2 separate regions of the Homo sapiens genome follow, and region 2 is linked to region 1. Evidence: chromatin loops called from intact Hi-C (ENCODE). Cell type or tissue: sigmoid colon. All regions are shown on one strand.

Evidence for each region. Peaks named below come from ENCODE experiments on the same cell type or tissue, not always from the same donor. Only the 100,000 strongest peaks of a DNase experiment are listed, where the experiment ranks them.
Region 2: it touches region 1 in a loop (10-fold over the local background); 8 of 110 quality-filtered maps call a loop at or near these places.

The regions. Positions count from the first base shown.
Region 1 is chr19:11,443,368-11,451,367 of GRCh38, forward strand. PRKCSH (PRKCSH beta subunit of glucosidase II) reads left to right here. Exons shown (of 18, transcript NM_001289104.2): 8 at 2,022-2,106; 9 at 2,905-2,983; 10 at 3,707-3,793; 11 at 4,072-4,251; 12 at 4,326-4,422; 13 at 4,855-4,924; 14 at 5,173-5,262; 15 at 5,547-5,621; 16 at 5,709-5,808; 17 at 5,899-6,061; 18 at 7,279-7,601. The coding sequence ends at 6,045. ELAVL3 (ELAV like RNA binding protein 3) reads right to left here. Exons shown (of 7, transcript NM_001420.4): 7 at 7,959-8,000. Among named protein-coding and RNA genes, the nearest start is that of PRKCSH, 12 kb to the left of the region's middle. In sigmoid colon, a CTCF peak has its summit at 3,542 (motif pointing left); DNase peaks (open chromatin) are centred at 2,828, 3,564, 4,097 and 5,874.
Region 2 is chr19:11,239,338-11,247,337 of GRCh38, forward strand. It overlaps DOCK6 (dedicator of cytokinesis 6), which reads right to left. Exons shown (of 48, transcript NM_020812.4): 8 at 6,475-6,541; 9 at 6,226-6,375; 10 at 4,465-4,545; 11 at 4,220-4,373; 12 at 3,921-4,048; 13 at 3,722-3,815; 14 at 2,708-2,870. ANGPTL8 (angiopoietin like 8) reads left to right here and starts at 282. Exons shown (of 4, transcript NM_018687.7): 1 at 282-597; 2 at 798-959; 3 at 2,108-2,217; 4 at 2,323-2,606. The coding sequence starts at 301. The coding sequence ends at 2,350. RefSeq lists an enhancer at 4,144-4,954. In sigmoid colon, a CTCF peak has its summit at 4,117 (motif pointing right); a DNase peak (open chromatin) is centred at 4,204; H3K27ac peaks cover 441 bases.

The sequences.
Region 1 (8,000 bases):
AAACCCATCTCTACTAAAAATACAAAAATCAGCTGGACATGGTGGTGTGTGCCTGTAATCCCAGCTACTCGGGAGGCTAAGGCAGGAGAATTGCTTGAACCAGGAAGTTGGAGGTTTTCAGTGAGCTGAGATTGCGCCCCTATATTCCAGCCTGGCAACAGAGTGAGACTCCGTCTCAAAAAAAAAAAAAAAATTAGCCTGGCATGGTGGCATCTGCCTGTGGTCCCAGCTACTTGGGAGGCTGAGGCAGGAGAATCGCTGGAACCCGGGAGACAGAGGTTGCAGTGAGCTGAGATCTCGCCACTGCACTCCAGCCTGGGTGACAAAGCAATACTTCATCTAAAAAAAATAATAAAGAGCTTTTTCTATCTGGGGTTTGGCCCTTTGTCTGCAACTGAAGATTTTTTTTTAGTTTATTTATTTTTGAGATGGAGTCTCACTCTGTCGCCTAGGCTGAAGTGCCAATGGCCCGATCTCTGCTCACTGCAACCTCTACCTCCTGGGTTCAAGTGATTCTCCTGCCTAGGCTTCCTGAGTAGCTGGGATTACAGGCACCTGCCACCACAGCCGGCTAATTTTTGTAGTTTTAGTAGAGACGGGGTTTCACCGTGTTGGCCAGGCTGGTCTTGAACTCCTGACCTCAGGTGGCCTGCTTTGGCCTCCCAACGTGTTGGGATTACAGGCATGAGCCACGGTGCCCAGCTCTGTCTGCAACTGAAGATATTATTTCCCTTCTTCATTTGTTTTTGGTGCTAGAGCCTGGTGTTTTTTGGTAAGGCCACATTGCATGTAGAAAGGGAATTCACTGTCTGGCTCTGTCTGCCCCTGAATCTTTGTCGTGTTGCAAGCTTCCTTTCACTTGGGTCTGGGCAAGCTCAGGCCTGATTTTCCTCAGGATGTGTTCTCAGTGTGGAGCTGTGGAATCAGAGGGAAGCGCCATGTTTTGACCCAGATTCCCAAAGGGTGGCGGGGCTGAGCCAGGGCTCCGAGGGTAGATGGCCTGGATTGGGCCCCAGGCTACACCTCTCACTGGCTAGGTGATTATGGGCAGGTCCCTTCACCCACAGAAAGGTCAGGGACCCCTCAGGCCCTCATCTGTGAGACTCAGAACAGTGTCAGCCGGGTCTCCTGGGACATGCGGGATGTCCTGGGGTGACCTAAGACTCTCTAGAGGAAATACCAGCTGTTTTTATTCTGTTTGTAGAGGACCAAGCTGGAGCTTGGTATACAGTGGGAACTGAATCCTGGTATACAGTAGGAAGTTAATCATTGGAGCCGCTGTTGTGGCTGCTTTCCGCTCTGCTTAGGTTAGAGTAGCGACAGACAAAGGAGGGACTTTTGGGACAGAGGCTCGGTCCCCTTCTGTCCGGCTGGCCCCTCTTCCTGGGAGCAGCCCTGGGGACCCCCAAGATGCCCCCAGGACCGGTCTCCCTCCCTGTATCCTCCCCATCTCCCAGCATCCTTGGCCATGAAGTCTCATTCCTGCCAGCCCTGCCCCGACATGCCTCTGCCAGGTCCTAAACCTAAAGTCTCAGTGGTCGCTCTCCTCTCCCCAACCCCACCTCCCACCTCTGACCGTCTGCGCACTCCATCTGCGTCTCCCCAGAATCTGCCTCTGCTCCGTGCTTCTTCCTCAGTCCCCAGCCTGGGCCAGCCCTTGTTATCACCTGGCTTCTGCCCTCGCCCCCACCTCTGTCCCAACAGTGGCCTGACAGGGCTGCCCTCTGCCACCTGGGTTCCCACCTCCCTGCTCCAGCCCCACCAGTGGCCCTCCTGCCTCTGCACTCCCCACCTTGTCCCGGTCTCCCCCAACACAACCAGGCTTCAACCATTCACCTTGCTCTTCGTCTGTTCTCCCCTGGTAAGGGCAGGGACCTTTGTCTCCTCCACAGTCGTGTCCTCAGGGTCCAGCATGGGGCCAGGCATATAGTAGGCGCTTGGTGGCAAACGACCCTGTGGGGTGCGGGGGCTGATGGGAGCCGGTGGGTGGGCAGGGGGTGACAGAGGTGGCTTCTTTACAGAGCAGCTGGCTGCTGCCAAGGCCCAACAGGAGCAGGAGCTGGCGGCTGATGCCTTCAAGGAGCTGGATGATGACATGGACGGGACGTGAGTGTCCCCTAGTTGGAGCTGCCCACCTTTCCGTGGGCCTGGGTTTCCCTCCCCGCCACCCTCGCCTCTAGAAACCAGCCAGATCCTCCTTGGGTTCCCCCGGCGTGGGGTCCAGGCTGATCCCAAGCCCCGTGTGACCCCGCCTCTTACTCGTGGATGGCCAGGTCCAGGATGCCCTGGGCGAGGAGATAGGGGGACCACCCTCTCCCCAGGAGCTGGGCACAGACCCTCAGCCTCAGGGAGTGTGTCTAGGCATCTAGTGATCGGATGGCTTTTCCCAGCCCCACTACGCTCTGGGGAAAGCCAGACCTGGGTTCGAATCCTGGCTGTGCCTCTGAGCTTGCTGGGTTACCTGGTGGAGGGTGGACTTTTGGGGGCTGAGAGGCACACGGGGAGCCTAGGAGATGTCAGGTGCCAAGGAGCAGGGGGCTTCAGAGGGACCGAATGGGCAAGGGTGGGGGTGGGCTTTGCTGGGTGGGGGACCAAGGCAGATGGCAGCTTCAATGTGCCGGGTCCTGGGGTGGAAGGAGGTGCCACCTGGGTGAGTTGGTAGAGAGGTCATCGGACATTTGGGGGTCCAGGTATCTCCCAGTCCCACCCCTTACTTTGAGCTCCTTTGGGGTCATGGAGTCCTGAGGAGGGGGCAGGAGGGTGGGGAGGCCCCTACACCTTGAGGTCCTGAAGCAAGTTCCAGGGTGGGGCCCTGCAGGGAAGAACAGGTGGGCCACATGGTGCCCCCAACTGAGAGCCACTGGGGCCTCACCCCTCCAGTCTGCTTCTGCCACGCCCCCGCAGGGTCTCGGTGACTGAGCTGCAGACTCACCCGGAGCTGGACACAGATGGGGATGGGGCGTTGTCAGAAGCGGAAGCTCAGGTACCCCCGGCTGCCCCTTGGTTGGGGACTTCTAGGGAGCATTGCCCCAGGGTGACCTCAGGGCACAGGAGGGGGACCAAGGAAAGCTCCTTGCTGGCCTGGGATGCCTCCTCTGGGTGAGCTGGGATGGCAGCCACTCAGGGCCGCTTCCCGCCTGGCAGGACCCGGGATGGAGCCAGGTCGCGCTGGAGCCCGTTTCCCCGCACCTGCCCCCACTCTACCCGCTGTTGAGCACCCAATCCCCTTCCTCCCCCACCCCTGTCCTGCCCTATTCCCCTCCTCCCCCACACCCTCGTCCCCTGTCTGTCTCCTTTCCTATCCTCCTCCTTCCCCGTGGCCCCTGGCTTCTGGCCTCCCTTCTCTGCCCACCCCTGGGTTTCTCCCTCTCCATCTGCAGCCTGGGCCTTGGCCTCTCCCTTGGAGGGCCTGGCCCTCTCTGGTCCTGGGCTCTCTCTTCCTCCATCTGTACGTCCGTTTGTCCATCTGCTTCTCTCTTTCTGTCTCAGTGCCCCCAACCACTCCAGCCCCTGGTCTCCTCCTCCCCTCCCACGGGCCTGTGCTGCCCCCTCCTGGCCGCAGTGCCTCACTGGCGTGGCCCTGGCCTGGTCATCAGGGCCCGGGGCCCAGCCCTCCCGTGCCTGGCACCGCAGCCCGGGTGCCGGGGTGGCCGAGATGGGGGACACGTGGTGGCCTAGATCTTGACACCACCCCCAACACACACAGGCCCTCCTCAGTGGGGACACACAGACAGACGCCACCTCTTTCTACGACCGCGTCTGGGCCGCCATCAGGGACAAGTACCGGTCCGAGGTCAGTGGAGGAGAAGGGAGGGGACTTGGTCCTCCCACCACACTGCCCCCACCCCGCCTCACAAAGGAGCTGCCTCTGGTTCTGGCACCTGGCCACCCTGGCCAGCTGGGTGGCCCCAGCACCCCCCACCGAGACCCCCCGACCCCAGCTGTCGGTCCTCCCTGCAGGCCCCGCAGGAGGGGCAGAGACACCGAGGCTGCCCCTTGGGCTGTGGTGTGAGCCTGAGGGTGTGGGTGGACCCTGAGTCCACAACACCGACCGCACTGCTCACCCGCCAGGCACTGCCCACCGACCTTCCAGCACCTTCTGCCCCTGACTTGACGGAGCCCAAGGAGGAGCAGCCGCCAGTGCCCTCGTCGCCCACAGAGGAGGAGGAGGAGGAGGAGGAGGAGGAGGAAGAAGAGGCTGAAGAAGAGGAGGAGGAGGAGGATTCCGAGGTGCAGGGGGAGCAGCCCAAGGTCCGTGTTTGGGGGAGAAGTGGAGACAGAGAGGGTGGGGGAAGGGCTACTCACTGACCCTGCCCCTGCCCCAGGAGGCCCCACCGCCACTGTCACCCCCGCAGCCGGCCAGCCCTGCTGAGGAAGACAAAATGCCGCCCTACGACGAGCAGACGCAGGCCTTCATCGATGGTGAGGGTGGGCGGGGGCCAGGCTCCTCGGGTGGGCCCAGCGTTTCCTGCCGTGGTGGCACAGGTCGAGGGAAGATCCTGAGCTTAGACCCTGCTCTGACTCGGCCAGCACAAGCCCCAGTATCTTGGGGAGTCCAGGAAGGGGGCCTAGGGTAAGCCAGTCCCACCCTCGCCAGCCCCAAGGGGCCCTTCTGCCTCCCCAAGGGCCGCAGCTTGTTTGTGTCACTCCTGGCCCCACTCGCTCAGGAGCTGGGAGCCTGGGCAGCAAGTCGGGGCTGCTCTATAGCTGGTGAGGCCCTCAAGGCTGTCGGGGTGAAGTCCTTGGCCAGAGCAAAATGAGGGTATGGGAGCACACAGCCACATCCATGGAACCCCGTTCCCCATCCTCCTGGATGGGGTTGAGGACATCTCTGACCTCCAACCCCTCTCCCAGCTGCCCAGGAGGCCCGCAACAAGTTCGAGGAGGCCGAGCGGTCGCTGAAGGACATGGAGGAGTCCATCAGGTAGCGGGGGCTGAGGAGCGGGGACACCTGTCCCACAGCGACTGCTCCTTGACTCCCAGGGGAGCTGGTGATGGGGAATCACTGAGGCAACCACAGGCTGGGCCTGGTCCCTGCAGGGAGGGTCCCTGGGAGGTGGCAGGGAGGACAGCCTGGGCACCATTGCTCAGCCAGACCCTCCTGTGTCTGTCGTCCTGGGTCAGGCACTGGCGTCCCCAGCTGCCCCTTAACCGCTCCGCCTCCCCTTCCAGGAACCTGGAGCAAGAGATTTCTTTTGACTTTGGCCCCAACGGGGAGTTTGCTTACCTGTACAGCCAGTGCTACGAGCTCACCACCAACGAGTGCGTCCCAGGAATGCAGGGGCCCCCACTGGCAGGGTGGGAGGCGGGTGGCCCCGGAAGTGGCACCGGCAGTTTCCTGATGGTTGGGGAACCATCTGCGGGTGGGGCCCGAGAGTGCTGCCTTCCATATTGAGGGGGAGCAGAAGCCAGGGGCCAGGTTTAGGGTTGGTCATTGGAGTTGGAGGTACCCTGTGTGTGGGGACTGGAGGAGGCGGTGGGGGGTGGCTGTGGGAGGAGGCTGGAATCCCTGCGTTCCCCAACCCATATGTCCCGGTCCTCCACAGATACGTCTACCGCCTCTGCCCCTTCAAGCTTGTCTCGCAGAAACCCAAACTCGGGGGCTCTCCCACCAGCCTTGGGTGAGTGGCTTGGGCTGGCCCCTTCCCTCTGCCTCCTCCTGGTGCCCCGACACCGGCCCAGCCCTCAGCACCCTGTGTCTCTCACAGCACCTGGGGCTCATGGATTGGCCCCGACCACGACAAGTTCAGTGCCATGAAGTATGAGCAAGGCACGGGCTGCTGGCAGGGCCCCAACCGCTCCACCACCGTGAGTGCCTGCAAGGCAGGGGAGCTGGGGCGGGGAGACCCAGGCCTGGCCCAGCCGAACCCTCTCGAGCACCCGTCTGCCCATCCCCAGGTGCGCCTCCTGTGCGGGAAAGAGACCATGGTGACCAGCACCACAGAGCCCAGTCGCTGCGAGTACCTCATGGAGCTGATGACGCCAGCCGCCTGCCCGGAGCCACCGCCTGAAGCACCCACCGAAGACGACCATGACGAGCTCTAGCTGGATGGGCGCAGAGGTGGGCGGGGAGGTGGAGTCTCGTCGGCCTGCCCCAGCAAGGGGAGGCGGCGGGCCCTGAGGAAGATGGACCCACATGGCCACTCTATCAACCTGTGTCCCCATGTTCCCTGCTTTTTTGTTTTGTTTTTTTGAGGTGGAGTCTCACTCTTTGGCCCAGGCTGGAGTGCAGTGATGCGACCTCAGCTGACTGCAACCTCTACCTCCCGGGTTCAAACAATTGTCTTGTCTCAGCCTCCCAAGTAGCTGGGATTACAGGTGTGCACCACCATGCCTGGCTAATTTTTAGTAGAGATGGGGTTTCACCATGTTGGCCTGGATGGTCTCGAACTCCTGACCTCAGATGATCCACCTGCCTTGGCCTCCCAAAGTGCTGGGATTACAGGCATGAGCCACCACACCCGGCCATCTCCTGCCTTTTTTTTTTTGGATGGAGTTTCACTCTTGTTGCCGAGGCTGGAATGTGGAATGCAATGGCGCGATCTCGGCTCACTGCAACCTCCACCTCCTGGGTGCAAGCAATTCTCCTGCCTCAGCCTCCTGAGTAATTGGGACTACAGGCGCCGCCACCACGCCTGGCTAATTTTTTTGTATTTTTAGTAGAGATGGGGTTTCCCTGTGTTAACCAGGTTGGTCTCGATCTCCTGACCTCGTGATCCGCCCTCCTCAGCCTCCCAAAGTGCTGGGATTACAGGCTTGAGCTACCATGTCTGGCCATCCCCTGCTTTTTAAAAAAAGATTTTTTTACTTTTGAAACTAAATAGGCCAGGCGTCGTGGCTCACATCTGTAATCCCAGCACTTTGGGAGGCTGAGGTGGGCGGATCACTTGAGGTCAGGAGGTTGAGACCAGCCTGACCAACATGGTGTAAAACCCCATCTCTACTAAAAATACAAAAAAATTAGCTGGGTGTGGTGGTAGGTGCCTGTAGTTCCAGCTGCTCAAGAGGCTGAAGCACAAGAATCACTTGAACCCAGGAGGTAGAGGTTGGAGTGAGCCAAGATCATGCTACTGCACTCTCCAGCCTGGGCTACAGAGTGAGACTCTCAAAAAAAAAAAATAATAATAATAAGAGAAAATAGACAAGGTCTCCAGGCTGGTCAACTCCTGGCCTCAAATGATCCTCCCACCTCAGCCTCCCAAGCAGCCGGGACTACAGGCAAACATCACCATGTCCAGCTGTCCCCAGCTTTCTAATCTGGTCTTTCTCTTGCCCCAGAACCTCAAGAAGGCATGAAGCCAGCCCCTGCAGTGCCGTCCACCCGCCCCTCTGGGCCTGCCTGTGGCTCTGTTGCCCTCCTCTGTGGCGGCAGGACCTTTGTGGGGCTTCGTGCCCTGCTCTGGGGCCCAGGCGGGGCTGGTCCACATTCCCAGGCCCCAACAGCCTTCAAAGATGGGTAAAGGAGCTTGCCCTCCCTGGGCCCCCCACCTTGGTGACTCGCCCCACCACCCCCAGCCCTGTCCCTGCCACCCCTCCTAGTGGGGACTAGTGAATGACTTGACCTGTGACCTCAATACAATAAATGTGATCCCCCACCCAAACTTGTCTGTGTCTGCCTCGCTTTGCTGGGGTGTGGACCGGGGTGTGGGCAGGGGTTGAGCGCAGGGGACGCAGCTTTCTGCAGATCCCACCCGGGCCTCCCCCACCATCTGGGGATCACTCCTGAAGATACCAGGTGGATGGACCCTGGACCATTTCTGTCTTGAGCATCCATCCGGGCCCGTGTCCCACCTTCCCTGGGTCTCATCTGTGCTCTGTGGAGGCCAAGGGTTCCCTCCCGGGGCCAAAGCCCCTGCTGCAGACAGACCCAGGCCCAGAGAAGGACGGGGGCCTGGGCGCTACTACACAGGCTGCTCCTGCGTGCTCCCCGCGCAGCGGTGCAGAGATCACCCAAGGCCTTAAGATTCTGAACTTTTATTTTCTGGCATGAAAAGTACAAA
Region 2 (8,000 bases), 200 kb before region 1:
ATGCCTATTCATAGATGGAGAAACAGGCTCAGCATGGTGAGTCTCAGGAACTCCCAGCAGGGTCTGGGGCCCGTCCTCTCCCAATGCCCCCCACCCACACCTGGCCCTGAGCCCCAGGAAGCGTGATCCCGGCGTGGCCTAGCCGGACATTCGCCTGATGCAACTATCGCACCACTGCCAGGCCCTTGTGCAATGCGGGGCACCAGGTCGGCCAGTTAACGATTGACTGGGGATCAGTGGGGGTATGAGGCATAAAAGGCTTCAGTGACAGTGCTGTGGCTATACCTTAGACCCTCAGTCATGCCAGTGCCTGCTCTGTGCCTGCTCTGGGCCCTGGCAATGGTGACCCGGCCTGCCTCAGCGGCCCCCATGGGCGGCCCAGAACTGGCACAGCATGAGGAGCTGACCCTGCTCTTCCATGGGACCCTGCAGCTGGGCCAGGCCCTCAACGGTGTGTACAGGACCACGGAGGGACGGCTGACAAAGGCCAGGAACAGCCTGGGTCTCTATGGCCGCACAATAGAACTCCTGGGGCAGGAGGTCAGCCGGGGCCGGGATGCAGCCCAGGAACTTCGGGCAAGCCTGTTGGAGACTCAGGTGGGCACCGTAGCTGCGACACTGTGGGGTGGCCAGGAGTCCAAAGAGGAGTTCGTGTCTAGGGTAACCAACCATCCTGGTTTGCCCAGGACTGAAGGGATTCCTGGGATACAAGATTTTCAGCGATAAACTCAGGCAAGTCCTTAGGTACACAAAGATGAGTTGGACATCCTACTAGTGACCCACTGTTTATTAAGCAGATGGAGGAGGATATTCTGCAGCTGCAGGCAGAGGCCACAGCTGAGGTGCTGGGGGAGGTGGCCCAGGCACAGAAGGTGCTACGGGACAGCGTGCAGCGGCTAGAAGTCCAGCTGAGGAGCGCCTGGCTGGGCCCTGCCTACCGAGAATTTGAGGTCTTAAAGGTAAGGAGCTCCCCCAACCCTAGTGGGCTGAGACCCTGATTTCCGGCCAGAACTCGCTTCTGCACCTTGAGTCCCAAAGACCTCCCAGATCAGCCTCCCAGCTCTGTGGCCTCTACCCTGCATGTCCCCAGACAAAACTCAAGTCCTTTTGTGTGCCTCAGTTTCCCTTTTGTGTGCCTCAGTTGCAAATAAGGGCAACACCTGATATCTCACAGTAGGGCCAGGTACTCAATGCAGGTAAAATATTCAGCATGGGGCGGGCACACAGTTGGTGCTCAATAAATTCTTTTTTTTTTTTTTTTTGAGACAGAGTCTCACTGTTGCCCAGGCTGGAGTGCAGTGGTGTGATCTTGGCTCACTGCAACCTCCACCTCCTAGGTTCAAGTGATTCTCCTGCCTCAGCCTCCTGAGTAGCTGGAATTACAGGTGCACCAGCTAATTTTTGTATTTTTTAGTAGAGATGGGATTTCACCATGTTGGCCAGGCTGGTCTCGAACTCCTGACCTCAAGGGATCTGCCTGCCTCGGTTTCCCAAAGTGCTGGGATTACAGGTGTGAGCCACTACACCTGGCCAATAAATTCTTACTACTAGAGAAACTGGTAACATTTTGTGAGCACCCAGTAAGTACCCAGCACTGTTCTATGCCCTTTAATAATCCATATGATGGCCGGGCATGGTGGCTCATGCCTGTAATCCCAGCACTTTGGGTAGCTAAGGTGGGTGGAACACTTAAGGTCAGGAGTTCGAGACCACCCTGGCCAACATGGTGAAACCCCGTCTCTACTAAAAATACAAAAAATTAGCTGGGCGTGGTGGCACATGCCTGTAGTCCCAGCTACTCAGGAGGCTTAGGTAGGAGAATCGCTTGAACCTGGGAGGTGGAGGTTGCAGTGAGCTGAGATCGTGTCATTGCACTCAGCCTGGGTGACAGAGAGAGACTCAAAAAAAAAAAAAAATCCATAGGATGTTCATCACCTCCCCATGAAGTGAGTCCTATTTTATCCCCATTTTACAGATGGGGAAACTGAGGCCAAAGAGCATTGTTGACTTGCTGGGTCACACAGATACAATGAGGGGCTGGGGCAGAGGGTCAGGGGATGGGAGGTGAGGTGGCTGTCGGCTGAGGTTTCCATTCTGACCCCCACAGGCTCACGCTGACAAGCAGAGCCACATCCTATGGGCCCTCACAGGCCACGTGCAGCGGCAGAGGCGGGAGATGGTGGCACAGCAGCATCGGCTGCGACAGATCCAGGAGAGGTGAGCCTGGCAGGGGTTTGGCAGGCAGGGCAGTTGGATGGGGGGCGCACAGGGCAGCTGGAAAGGGGCCCCCTCACCTGGGCTGAGCCACATCTCCCTCCCCAGACTCCACACAGCGGCGCTCCCAGCCTGAATCTGCCTGGATGGAACTGAGGACCAATCATGCTGCAAGGAACACTTCCACGCCCCGTGAGGCCCCTGTGCAGGGAGGAGCTGCCTGTTCACTGGGATCAGCCAGGGCGCCGGGCCCCACTTCTGAGCACAGAGCAGAGACAGACGCAGGCGGGGACAAAGGCAGAGGATGTAGCCCCATTGGGGAGGGGTGGAGGAAGGACATGTACCCTTTCATGCCTACACACCCCTCATTAAAGCAGAGTCGTGGCATCTCACCCAGGGTGTCTGTGTGTGTCCTTGGCTTAGGGAGACCCCACCCAGCATGATGTATGAATACCTCCCATTCAAGTGCCCAGCTGGGCCCCAGAGGCCGTACCTGTAGCTGGTATGGGGGGCATAGACTTCGCGGGCGGGGAACTCCAGAATCTCCTTGGTGGGCCGGCCCCTGGGGTCCGGGTAGGGCTTGATATGAAGCAGCTCAGGGGAGAGGCAGAAGTGGGGATTTTCAGGAGCCGGAGAAATGTCGATCTTGAGCTGGGCTGGGAAGGGAAGAACCGGTTTGCACCTGCCTGGGAGCCTCCTGGCTCAGCCCACCCTTTCTGGGCTGTGTAGTCAGGGCAGACTCTCCCATGATGTTCTCTGGGGACTGGGGGCTGTGTCCCTCAGGCGCCAAGGCCAGAAATTGCCCTCAACTCTGCTGTCTGTCACCCTAAATTTTTTTTCGTTTTTGTTTTTCTTTTTTTTAAGTGGAGTCACTCTGTTGCTCAGGCTGGAGTGCAGTGGGGCGATCTCGGCTCACTGCAACCTCTGCCTCCCCAGTTCAAGTGATTCTCCTGCCTCAGCCTCCCAGGTAGCTGGGATTACAGGTGTGTGCCACCACACCTGGTGAATTTTTGTATTTTTAGTAGAGATGGAATTTCACCATGTTGGCCAGGCTGGTCTCAAACTCCTGACCTCAAGTGATCTGCCCGCCTCGGCCTCCCAAAGTGCTGGCATTACAGGTATGAGCCATCACACCTGGCCCCCAGGCTGGTCTTGAGCTCCTGGGCTCAAACAATCATCCTCCTGCCTCAGCCTCCCAAAGTGTTGGCGTTACAGACTTGAGCCACTGCACCCCAGCCTTACCCCTACATTTGATCAACTCTGCCCCCAGGACCCCTGCCTGCCCCGCTGCCATTAACCACCTATTGACGCTGTATCCATCTTATTTATTCTGCTTCTTGTCTATGGTCCCCATTAGAAGCTGTAGCCAGCCCCTGAGGTCAGGGATTTGTCCATCATGGTCATCGTTGGGTCTCTGATGCCCCTGGCACAGTAGGTGCTCTCAGTGTAGGTTTGTTGAGTGGCTGAGTGAGAGTGATACTTCTTGTGTATGGGGTGTGCCACGCACCAGTCACAGGACGTAGTCGCCGCAGCAGGGACGACGGGCGCCTCATGTCAGCCAGGAACTTGAAGAGGTCCTCGTCACTGAGTCGCTCAGCCTCCTACATGGGACCCACTCCCGTCAGCCTGGGCCAGGGGGCTAGGGGTCCCCAGGGCTAATGCAGCCAGCGGGGAGTGGGAGAGTCCCTGGCCCCAGGGTAGGACACCTGCTTAAAGAAGTTTGTGACAGTTAGCGTGGCTGGACGGAAGCCAGAGAAGCTGCAGGCGTCGTCCCCACTACTCGCCCGGTCCTGGGGCCCCCGACGGCGGCGGTCTGTCCAGGCTGGCCGGCGCTCTAGGGGAGGGAATGACAATGACAAAAGGGGGACCAAGATGAAACAGGGAGACTCAGGGGCGGCACAGTTCGGCCAGCAGAGGGCGCACCCCCTCGCCCCGTAGCCCCGCCCCAGGCCTGTCAGCACCACCCTTTAGCCCCGCCCCAAGCCTGTTAGCCCCGCCTCCTCACCGCCCTCCGAGTCAGAGTCCCGGTCCAGCTGCCCAGCGCTGCTCACGATGTTGGCCAAGTGCACGGCCGTCCAGGCGAAGGGCATGCGGTAGCGGCCCAGGCGGGTGCAGAACTGCTCGGCCGCCAGGCGCAGCTTCTCTAGCTTCTCTTTGTTCTGTGGGGAGACCCCGTCCCCTGCCAGCTCAGCATCCTAGCCCTGCTGAGTCAGGGATCTGTTGCCCCTAGTCCAGCCTCCACACGCTTACCTTGGCTGTGTCCACTTCTTTCAACACCATGTAAGGCTCACAGCACTCACTGATGTCCCCTTGCTGAAGCACCTTCTCCAACTGCGGGGCAGATGAATGAATCCAGTGAGGCGCTGCCCGAACGCTCTGTTCCCCCGTGCTGGCTCCCCAGCCTCCTGGACCCCTCATGGGCCCTCGGACACTCCTAACATATGAAGGCCTTTGCTCCAACACCTCCCATGGCTCCCGCTGTCCTTGGGATCAAGGGTTAGTGTTGGCCTGCCTGGTGGCTACTCCCTCCCATTCTTCAGATCTACCCCTAACCTCCAAGCCTACCTTTAGCTGGTGATATTTTCCCTAAATTTACTTATTTATTTACATTTATGTATGTATGTATGTATGTATTATATAGAGACAGGGGTCTCGCTATGTTGCCTAGGCTGGTCTCAAACTCTTGGGCTCAAGTGATGCCCCTGCCTCTGCCTCCCAAAGTGCTGGGATAACAGGCTTGCTGTGAATTTTTTTTTTTAGACAGAGTCTCCCTGTTGCCCAGGCTGAAGTGCGTGATGGGATCTCAGCTCACTGCAACCTCTGCCTCCTGAGTTTAAGCAATTCTCCTGCCTCAGCCTCCTGAGTAGCTGGGATTACAGGCATGACCCACCACACCTGGCTTTTTTTTTTTTTTTTTTTTTTTTTTTGAGATGGGGTCTCGCTCTGTCACCCAGACGGAAGTGCAATGGCACAATCTCGGCTCACTGCAACCTCTGCCTCCCGGGTTCAAGCAATTCTCCTGCCTCAGCCTCCCAAGTAGCTGGGACTACAAGCGCCTGCTACTACGTCCCGCTAATTTTTGTATTTTTAGTAGAGACGAGGTTTCACCATTGGTCAGGCTGGTCTGGAACTCCCAACTTCAGGTGATCTGCCTGCCTCGGCCTCCCAAAGTGCTGGGATTACAGGCGTGAGCCACCGCGCCCAGCCAATTTTTGTGTTTTTAGTAGAGAATGGGTTTCACCATGTTGGCAAGGTTGGTCTCAAACTCCTGGGCTAAAGCGATCCTCCCGCCTCAGCCTCCCAAAGTGCTAGGATTACAGTTGTGAGTCACTGTGCCTGGCCTTCCCTACATTTTTCTTTGTTAGTGTAAATAGAGGCCACTCTGGGCATGGCTCTGAGCCATGAGGCCTAGACTCCAATCCTGACCACTCAGGGGCTGTGGGACCCTGGGCAGTGGGACCCTATCCACTCTGTGCCTCAGTTTCCCCATCTGGAAAATGGGAACCATGGCACCCCTCCACCTTAGGCCCTGTGGTGAGGACTGAAGGAGGGATCCCTGTGAAGCGTGACCATAGCAGCACCTGCCTGTGGATACTGGATTCATTTCATCATTGCAAACTAATAGAAGGTTTTGAGAAAAGAAATTTGACCTCCCTCCCAGAAACAGAAAATCTCAAATGAGGGTGCCAACTATGTCTTTCATCTGTCCACAAACTTCCCAACAGCATCTCACCCACCTCCGAGGACCCCAGCCTGTCACATGTGCCTAGGGATGGCTTTTCTCCCCAGGCTGCCCACGTATAGTTATCAGCTCAACTGTCGCCTCTCCCTGGAAGCCCTTGGTGATTTCTCCCCACCTGAGTTGGATCAGGGGCCTCCTCCCTGCCTGTGTTTCCCCCACAACAGCCCTGATTACCCTTCTTGGTGATGTATCTGTCTCATTCTGTGAAGGCAGGGACTAAATCAGTGACATTCGCCATTACCACCCCCTTGCCCAGCCCCAGCAGGCACCTTGATGACCAGGAAGATGTCAGGTGAGGGGTAGGTCACAGAGAAGATGGCAGAGCGGGCCAGGGTGGAGATGGCAGGGTGGGTGCCATGAGCCCGAAGCAGCCCCTTCATGGAGTCCGAGTTCAGGTCGAAGTAGAAGTTCTCCGAGATCTGGGGACACCAGAGGCAGCTGGGCCACCACCTCTGGGAAGCCCACAGCCCCCCAACAAGGAGAAGGAAGGGGAGGAAAGAGAAAAAAGGGCCTCCTACCTTCTTTTTCTCCCGCACATCATACAGAGCCAAGATCCCAAAGATGGGCTCAATTTCAATCTCGAACCTACAAGTAAATGGGAGGGAGGGGGCTCTCCTTAACACTTCCCGCTGTCCACACACCCCACTCCCTCTTGAGGCCCAAGGTGGGGGGCATCTGACTCCCACTGGGCCACATGGAACCGCCACTTAAGGGCTTGCAGAAAAGGTACATCTCATTTTGCAAAAGGGGAAACTGAGGCACTGAAGTTTTTTGTTGGTTTTTTTTTTTTTGAGACAGAGTCTCGCTCTGTTGCCCAGGCTGGAGTGGAGTGGTGCGATCTCGGCTCACTGCAACCTCTGCCTCCCGGGTTTAAGCAATTCTCCTGCCTCAGCCTCCTGAGTAGCTGGGACTACAGGCACGTGCCACCATGCCCAGCTAATTTTTTGTGTTTTTAGTAGAGACAGGGTTTCTATGTATGTATTTATTTATTATATAGAGACGGGGTCTCGCTGTGTTGCCCAGGCTGGTCTCAAACTCTTGGGCTCAAGTGATGCCCCCGCCTCTGCCTCCCAAAGTGCTGGGATAATAGGCATGAGCCATCACGTCCCCGGCTTGCTGTGAATTTTTTATTTTATTTTTTTAGACAGAGTCTCCCCTGTTGCCCAGGCTGAAGTGCGTGGTGGGATTTCACCATGTTGGCCAGGCTGGTCCCACCCGCCTCAGCCTCCCAAAGTGGTGGGATTACAGGCGTGAGCCACCGCGCCCCGCCGACACTGAAGTTTTTTTCCCCCTCCCTACACCCTCAGTAAGTAACTCACACAGAGCTCCTCCTCCCTGCAACCACGGCCCTTGTTCCGTTGGCATGGGGGCAGTTTTGGGCTCAACAATCCCCACATCTTGAAATTCTCAACTTCCGGGTTTCCCCATCCCTCCTTTCTGGGGTGTCATCTGCCGCCATTGTCACTCTGCACGGAGTTCCCATCTCGCTCACCTGAACGGCCACCATAAAAGTCCTTCCCTGTCTTACTCCACCTTGCTGGCCTCCGCTCACCACGCACCTCCAAACTGAAACACTGAGCACTCCCCGTTACACCCCTTCCATCCTCTCTATTCAGCCAGCTCCTCTTCCTCACTGGGTCTCCATGTACACGTCCCCCTGCAAGGGAAGCTGTCCCAGATACCCGCTCGCACCCCTCAAGCTGGGCCAGGGGACTCCTCCAGGACTCTAGGCACTTTCAGCATCGCTTATCCCGGCTCTGTGTGGTCATCGCATGGTTATGTGTCCTGTATACAGTAGGGACTTCATAAATGTTTTATTTTTGTTTCTTTGTTTGTTTGAGGCTGGAGTGCAGTGGCACAATCTCGGCTCACTGAAACCTCTGCCCTCCGGGTCAAGAGATTCTCCCGCCTCAGCCTCCCAAGTAGTGGGGATTACAGGTGCCTGCCACCACGTCTGGCTAATTTTTTTTTTTTTTTTTCAGTAGAGATGGTGTTTTGCCATGTTGGCCAGGCTGGTCTCAAATTCCTGAGCTCAGGTGATCCG